Linked DNA regions of Homo sapiens: region 1 is linked to region 2. The links are chromatin contacts, found by Hi-C or POLR2A ChIA-PET in ENCODE. All regions are on one chromosome and are shown on one strand. The core of a region is the stretch at or near the end of the contact, and the rest is flanking DNA. Distances in the headings are between cores, read along the strand shown. Region 1 overlaps CCDC88C (coiled-coil domain containing 88C). Region 2 holds the start of PPP4R3A (protein phosphatase 4 regulatory subunit 3A).

The links. A loop is a pair of places that touch in the nucleus more often than their neighbours do. ChIA-PET counts read pairs that join two places held with the same protein, here RNA polymerase II (POLR2A). Pooled maps may share reads with other maps.
Region 1: a loop to region 2 is called in a pooled map, with 6 times the contacts of the local background. The contact joins the enhancer-like site here to the promoter of PPP4R3A in region 2. A Hi-C loop is called at or near these places in 3 of 37 single-sample maps with no recorded cell type and 6 of 50 pooled maps. POLR2A ChIA-PET finds 5 or more read pairs at or near these places in 8 of 52 experiments (CD4-positive, alpha-beta T cell, CD8-positive, alpha-beta T cell, OCI-LY7 and 5 more).

What each region holds. Positions count from the first base shown.
Region 1 is chr14:91,364,497-91,368,215 of GRCh38, reverse strand. The region is part of intron 3 of CCDC88C (coiled-coil domain containing 88C); the gene reads left to right. Among named protein-coding and RNA genes, the nearest start is that of CCDC88C, 51 kb to the left of the region's middle. RefSeq lists enhancers at 661-740, 2,478-2,567, 2,927-3,176 and a silencer at 3,667-3,716. Within about 2 kb of position 1,280, at least 5 of the 41 ENCODE cell types and tissues checked have a DNase peak (open chromatin) inside an H3K27ac peak, as active enhancers do; they include CD8-positive, alpha-beta T cell and OCI-LY7, where a contact is called at or near this core.
Region 2 is chr14:91,508,283-91,512,186 of GRCh38, reverse strand. It overlaps PPP4R3A (protein phosphatase 4 regulatory subunit 3A), which reads left to right and starts at 1,877. Exons shown (of 15, transcript NM_001366432.2): 1 at 1,877-2,681. The coding sequence starts at 2,540. RefSeq lists silencers at 1,618-1,817, 2,398-2,497, 2,508-2,567, 2,818-2,867 and enhancers at 1,878-2,157, 1,975-2,625, 2,626-3,277.

The sequences.
Region 1 (3,719 bases), core at 31-2,530, 140 kb after region 2:
ATAGAGCAGAACAGTAGGTTTTCAGATCTTGGTTCCCTTGTCAACATGGAAGAGACAGAGAAGACACCTCCTCCACAAAAGAGGTTTTTAAAAACTGTGTACTCAATATATATTTTGAGGAATATTTTCTGATTTAATTTTCCCAACTGTCACTATTAGCAGCTTTTTGCCACTTCGGAGTGGGGAGTTGATTGACATGGCACAGTGTAGAAAGTGCCGCAGAAGGGGGCTGAGGAAGCATTAGGAGTTCAGGGGAGAAAAAAATCATCCGGCATCAGGTGGCTGCCTAGAGGAGGGGGCGTTTTAGCTGAGCTTTGGAGGGCGAGTAGGGTCTGGCAGGTGGTAATCTGGTGGTAATGGGGCTGTGGGAGGAAGGGCACCCTCGTGGGAAGCGCAGAGAGTGTTGGTAGTTCAGTTTGATGCTCAGGGTAACCGAAGGGTTGACTTGCTGCCCACACTTAGCAGTTAATACATTTCCTGGCTCTGTCCCTCACGTGTCAGACTCCTAAGCATTCTCTACAGCCCAGCTCAGAAGCTGTCTCCTCTGGGAAGCCTTCCCAGACTTGTCTGGGCAGTTTGGCAGTACTCCCTGTGCTGTGCTGCCACTGTCTACCTCCCTCCCAGACAGGCCGAGAGTTCTCTGCTCGCTGCAAGGTGTACACAGTACGTGTCTTCTGAATATCTGAACCCCAGAGCAGACCTAAAGGTGTAGAAAATGCCCCGGCTTTGGGCACCAGGGAAGACGGTGTCTAGAGGTGTGCTGGGTGCACCTGCGAAGCCGACGTCACTCATGCTTCTGCTATTTCAGTCTTGACTGTTAGCGTGTGTGGGTCAACAGCGGCATTCTTTGTGGTTTTGCTTTGGCTGTGTGGAAGGCTCTCTTTGCTGTTTGGACCATCTTGGTCTCCTTGGCAACCGTGAGCGTCACCTTCATCCTGAATGCCTGTGCTGGGCGTTCATCTTAACTTTTCTGGGATTTCCCTCTCATTTATTCTGCATTAGCAGCTCCCATTCATAGCCACATGAGGGGCATCCTGTGGGCCTAAACGCTTGGCTTTCGGCAGCGTTTATTCTTCCTTCCTGGTAAAATATCAAGCTGCGAGATTCAGTTTCACTTAGAAGGAGAAAAATAATTCTTCCCATTTCTTCGTGAAATCATTGTTCTTGGTCCAACTGTCCTAGTGTTTTCAGTGGATACTGAAGCTAACCTCTGCCACATGCACAGAACGGTGTTTCCACCTGCATCTTTCCCAGGACTGTAATGTTTCTCCCACCTGCGGAGAAAATGACCTTTTTGTTGGAGCAGGCACAGTGGTTGAGATGGCCCTGGCAGGTTGTTAAGTCTTTTCAGGAGGCCCTTACTTTGCCTCAGGTGTTGAGTGGGCCTTTTCTGGGACCTCTGAGGCTCTGTCTTCACAGGGCTTATACCCTGAGAGTCAGCCTTTCGCCCAGGACCCCGTCCCCCTTCACTGGTTACAGACCCCTTGGGTGCTCCTGGCTCCCATCTGTTCTTCCCAATCAAGAGGCTTGGCTTCTCCTGATGAGAAGATGCTTGAAGGTGCAGCTTGCTTTTTGTGGCTATTATTTAAAATGGCAATCTACTTCATTCCTCATCTTGGATAGTTGGTGAATTGTCTCAGAGGAAAGAGTGGCTATAGATATATGGATATAGATACAGATACATGGTTTTTTGTTTGTTTGTTTCTTGTTTTTTTTTATTTTTATATTTTTTTAGACCGTCTTGCTCTGTTGCCGAGGCTGGAGGGCAGTGGCGCAATCTCGGCTCACTGCAATCTCTGCGTCCCGGGTTCAAGCAATTCTCCTGCCTCAGCCTCCCAAGTAGCTGGGATTACAGGCACATGCCACTGTGCCTGGCTAGTTTTTGTATTTTTAGTAGAGATGGGGCTTTGCCATGTTGGCCAGGCTGGTCTTGAACTCCTGACCTCAGGTGACCCGCTCGCCTTGGCCTCCCAAAGTGCTGGGATTACAGGCGTGAACCACCATGCCCAGCCCTGTGTGTGTGTGTGTGTGTGTGTGTGTGTGTGTGTGTGTGTGTGTGTGTATTTTTTAAGTAGGTCTGTCATGTTCACAGCTGAAATACCTAGTTAAATAGATGCCTCTGACTATATGGTCTCTGTGAGAACCTTTACAGAATATTTAGAAAATGCTGGGGAAACTTGCTCTTGCCCTAATCACTCTAATAAAGAAAATTCTGTCATTTTAGTGTAATATATTTCCTTTGAGGTTTTGTTTTCTTTTTTCAACATCCATTTCCTACTGTACATACAATTATGTATCTTTTTACACCTTTGAGCACTCTTTGCTGCCTTCCTAAATGGGATGAGTGGCCATAGCGTCCTGAACCGTTCCCCAGCGTTAATTTGCAGCAAGACTGTTAGAGTGCTGTTCTCTAATCTCACACCTCTTTCATGCTTCCTTTTGTAGTTTTGGGGAGGATTTGGGCCTTTAATAGTCTGTGGTTGACAGATTGCATAGTAGATGGTTGACTCAGAGTTGGGGTCTACATACTTGTTCTCAGAGCGGGGCTAAGGATGTCATTTAAGGTACTTGAGCTGAGTACCTTGTTGCCAAACCAAGGGTGGAGGTCCCAAAAGAAAGCACAGGCTCAGTTCAGGGTCTCCAAGACATTGAGCCCGTGGCGAACGTGGTTGAGTGGATGCACCATTTCTAAGTCCCAGATAGAGACTGGCTGAAAAGGAATGAGGCGGCCTGTCCCCCTAACAGTTTAATGGCCTCAACTGGACAAAACAGAAAATGAGCTTCATCTACAAGCCCCAGGAGCCATACAGGGTCATGTGGGGCGTGAGGGGCCACCGTAGGTGGAGAAGGGAGGCGCTCAGACCCCTTTCCTTGGGTCCTTCCCAGCCTAGTCCCTTCCCGTCCTGGTCCCTACCTGCTTCATGGGCTCCAGACACCTGCCTGCCACTCATTCTGTCCTGCCTCTCATTCTGTCCTGCCTCTCAGGAGGGCAGAAGCCCCAGCAAGGTGAAACCTGCCTGGGAGGGGTGAGGGGTGAGGGGTGAGGGAGTTGGAGGAGAGGAGGAGAGCACTTAGGCTGGAGGGGACCGTAGGGTGCCTGTGGCCTCCTGGAGCCAGCAGTGACAAGTGCTTAGCGTCACAGCATTGGCCTGGACGCTGGTCTTGTTTGCAGTGGCCCCACCACCCAGCATGGGCGTCACTCCCTAACCAGGCGCCGCTACGATCTGATGTCGTCCTCCCCTGTCAGAGCTTCATTGCCTATGAAGCCTGGAGTGGGACACCTGTATCCTGTGTTTTGGGGATGGTCCCGATTTCTCAACAAGTACATTGATGTTTGTCCCCAGCAGGTTCTAATAGAATCAGCTTTCTCTTTGGTTCTGTTCTTAGAACTCTACGCCTGTGACCTTGGAAAGCCACCGCTACAGGCCTTGAGATGCAGCATGCTCTGGGCCACCTTCAGTTTGCTTCCTGTGATCTGGGTTGGGAGCTGGGAATGGAGGCTTGTTGACACCGTGTGCAGACACAACTGCTGCCCCTGCCACCTTCCTGCCGGGGTGACAAATGCTTCCTGAGGGGGTCCTGGCCCACCCCAACCCTCCCCCTTGGGGTGACTGATAAGAGCCTAGATTTTAGATTTGAGGCCAGGGTGTTGTCAGGTGGGTGGGCCCTCTCCCCTTGTGAGATTACAAAGCGCTTTTCAGCCTTGCTCTCCCCCAACC
Region 2 (3,904 bases), core at 628-3,127:
TCACAAGCTGAATTTTTCATTTTACTTAATTTTTAAATTTAAATTGTTATTTTATTTTATTTTTTGAGACAGAGTCTCGCTTTGTTGCCCAGGCTGGAATGCAGTGGCACAATCTCAGCTTACTGCAACCTCCGCCTCCCGGGTTCAAGGATTCTCCTGCCTCAGCTTCCCGAGTAACTGGGACTACAGGCGCACACCACCATGACCGGCTAATTTTTTTGTATTTTTGGTGAAGACGGGGTTTCACTATGTTGGCCAGGCTGGTCTTGAACTCCTTGACCACGTGAGCCACCGCGCCCAGCTAAATTTAAAAACTGATACTTGATTCAGCTTTTGGAAAACTTTTAAGTATGATTGGAATAACAGAATATGTGAATCTACATTTTCAACTGTAAATTTAATAAACTCTACCAGCCCGGGCAACAGTGAAACCCGTCTCTACCGAAAAAAAAAAATAATAACAAATTTAATTAATTAACTGGCAGTGGTGCTGCGCACCTGTGGTCCCAGCTACTTGGGAGGCTGAGATGGGAGAATCGCTTCAGCCCAGGAGGTTGAAGCTGCAGTGAGCTGAGACTGAGCCACTGCACTTCAGGATGGGTGACAGAGAGACCCTGTCTCAAAAAAAATTTTTTTTCAATAAAATCTAAACGTAGATATTTCTGATGAAAATTTAGTATCCCAACAGAGACTTGCTGGAAGGACAAAATATATCACATTTTTAAGACATTGTACGTATATCTCATTAGTAATTTGATTATTGAAATAACTTTTGAAAATACCGCACTAAAACGTTAACACTAATTTCACCAGTTTCTTCGTACTTTTTGTGGCTACTGCAAAATTTAAAGTTATGTGTGTGGCTGCATTATATTCCGAGCGGACAAGCCCGACCTGGCAAGGCCTGGCAAATGGTAAAAGCCACCAAAATGGTGGCATATGAGCTGCATGATAGGAACGAGAATGATATTCCTTTGTGAAGATCAACAATACTTGACATCAAGTAGGTCTTCAAAACACAGGACTACCTAATGCTGAGAATTACTCCTCCCGATTACACAGTGTCGCATTTGTTTTTGTGAGCGCCTTAAGTTCCTTTTCCGACAAGAAAGGCTGGCAGACAGTTCTGATAGGGATGAAGGAATGGAGCACTTGGGGCTTGCCTAGGCTGTAAGGTGAAGTTTTAGAATTGTCACTTGGAACTCGGTCCCACGCCCAGAAATCGCAAACAGTCCCAAGTTTCCACACTGGCCACGCCAGTCCGCGACCCACGGCGGCTCCCAAGGCTGCGCCGACCTAGGCGCCCACACCCGCGACCTTCCCCGGAAGCGTTTCCATTTCATTCCCTCAAGTCCGCAAGGCGCCGGGTGGGTCCCGAGCGCCCGACTCAGCCATAAAGGCGGCCCCGGGAAAACGCTCTCGGAAGCGGGTAGGGGCCCAGGCCCACGCTGCCCGGCGTCCGCAGGCCAGGGGCAGGGGCAGAGGCAGGGACGGGGCAGGAACAAGGGAAGGTGGCGGCGGGCGGAGGCGAGGCCGAAGCGCCGGGGCCCGCGGGCAGAGGCCGCAAACGTATCCACGCCCCTCGTGCATCCTGGAGCGGGGCTGATGACGAACACAGGGCGCGACGGACGCACACACCGCCCAGCGCTCGCACGACGGTGCGTGCAAGGAGGCGGGAGGGAGCCTCGGGCTGTCACCGGCGCAATCTGCGTCCCGCCTCCTCCGCTCCCTGCGCTCCCGCCACCTCGGCAACTCCGCGCCCGCCTCCCGCCTCCGTCGGAAGCCTCCGCCGCAGTAAGGCTCCCGGTCTCGCTGCTGTCTCTTTAAATGGTGGGGCTACGAGCCGCCCCTGCAGCTGCTCCCTGGGTGGCCCCGCGCGCCGCTTTTGAGGGGCGAACCAAGATGGCGGCGGTTTTGGCTGTGTGAGGAAGACGGAAGAGACGGCGGCGGAGGGAAACCGACTTCCACTAGTCCGGGTCGCTTGGGCGGCCGGGGGCCCTCAGAGTCTCCCGGGCAGTGGTAGCAGTTGCAGCAGGATCAGGCGCCTGTCGGCTTCTGACGTTTAAAACAGGGGGAGCGGAAGGGAGCCACTGGCCGCGGTGGCAGGGCCAGGTATAAGGAAGGAAAATATGGCGGCGGCGGCGGCGGCCTGAGGAGGCGGCGGCGGCGCGGGAAGCTGCTTCGCGGAGATCATGGCGGAGGCGGGAGCAGGGCAGTGACGGGAGCCCCGAGTTCCTAGCGCTGCGGGGCGGGAGGCTACGAAGCGCTGCGCGGCCCCCTCGGGGCTGCCGGGCGCCGGGCTCGCCAGGCCTGGACAATAGCGCCGGGGAGCCGGAGGCGAGGAAAGGCGGCGGCCCAGAGCTCGGTCCCTGGAGCGGGCCATGCAGGCGGCGGCGCGGCCCCGCGGCGCCCAGCGGCGGCAGTGAGGCCGGGGAGCCCTCCGCTCGCGGGCGCCCTCACGCCTCGCCCCTCGCCTCTCCAGGGCCCCTTTCCTGGGCGTCTACTGGCGGGGCCCCCGCCCCGGTTCCCGGGCGGCACGATGACCGACACCCGGCGGCGGGTGAAGGTGTACACGCTCAACGAGGACCGGCAGTGGGACGACCGGGGCACCGGGCATGTGTCGTCTGGCTACGTGGAGCGGCTGAAGGGCATGTCCCTGCTTGTCAGGGCTGAGAGCGACGGTAAGTGAAGCCCCGCGCGGCGGGACCCTCGCAGCCCCCACGGCCCTGGGCCGCCTCCCTGGTTCTTGCGGGGCATGGCGCTCGCTCCACGAGAACAGAGGGACGGCTGGGGAGGGCGGCCACCTCGGGGGAGGACGGGCCCCAGGTACCCCAGTCTTGCGGGAGCTCCCCGGAGAGCGCTTGAAATGTTTCCTTTCTCTGAGTGCCTGGTGGCATTTTGGGTACGAGGAGAGCCAAGCGTGTTTGAGCTGTGCCGCCCTGGAGTGTGGAGAGGTCGAGGACCTGAGATAGGGAGTCCGGAGTGTGCTGTTCTTTTGCACTAGAGTGACCTTGAGAAAGACACTGATTAATCCGATCTGCTGCCTTAGTTCACCCATCTGTAAAGCAGGCATGAAACTTTGCTTGGAGCTAAGAAAGTTCTTGGACCTTTCACACTTTGAAGAACGTTTTGCTGTGCTTTTTTTGTTTTTCTTTTTAAACATCTTTTTGCTACATGTTTCTGATCGTGTTGAAGCTTGGCAACACTGTATCTGGCAACTCTACACTAAGAGAAAACGCTTTCCCTTGCGAAGATTTTCGTTCACCAGTGTTGGTTGTCTTTTTTATAGTAATGCAGAATTTTGTGTGTAGCTTACTATATAAACATCTTGCAAAGTTGGAATCATATGAGCTTTTTTTGATTGCTTAAATGGGTGTTCATAATTTGGTTAACAGGTGCAGAGAAGTTGGCAGATAATTTTTAAAACCTTTCGGATCTTCCCTAGTGTTTATGCTTCACAAATTTTGAAACAGCCCTCAAGGTTCAAAGACTAAGTTGTTTGAAAATAAGTGTTTCACGTTTTTTCTTTTTTCCACATGTGCTGTTTCATATTTTAAAAGGCTTATTCTCTGTAGGGATTGCCACTGTTTTTGGCGATATACAGTGAATTTCACTTAAAATACTCAAGTGGGGTAAAACTATTCTCAAATTGTTACTTCCAAACGTGAAAGTAAGTTATCTTCCACTTCTTTTTGTACATTAGTTTATATTTTGCAGTTGCTAACGATGCCAGTTTATTATGATTGTAGCGATTCTGTATCTGAATTATTGCAAACTAATTTCAAGGAATTTTCTTCAATTGGACTCTCCCCAGAACTCCAATTCCATGAAAAACCAACAAGACTAGCCCTTCTGTAATTGAAGACTCTGGGAATATTGATGTTCTATTTAAATTGAAAGTGGT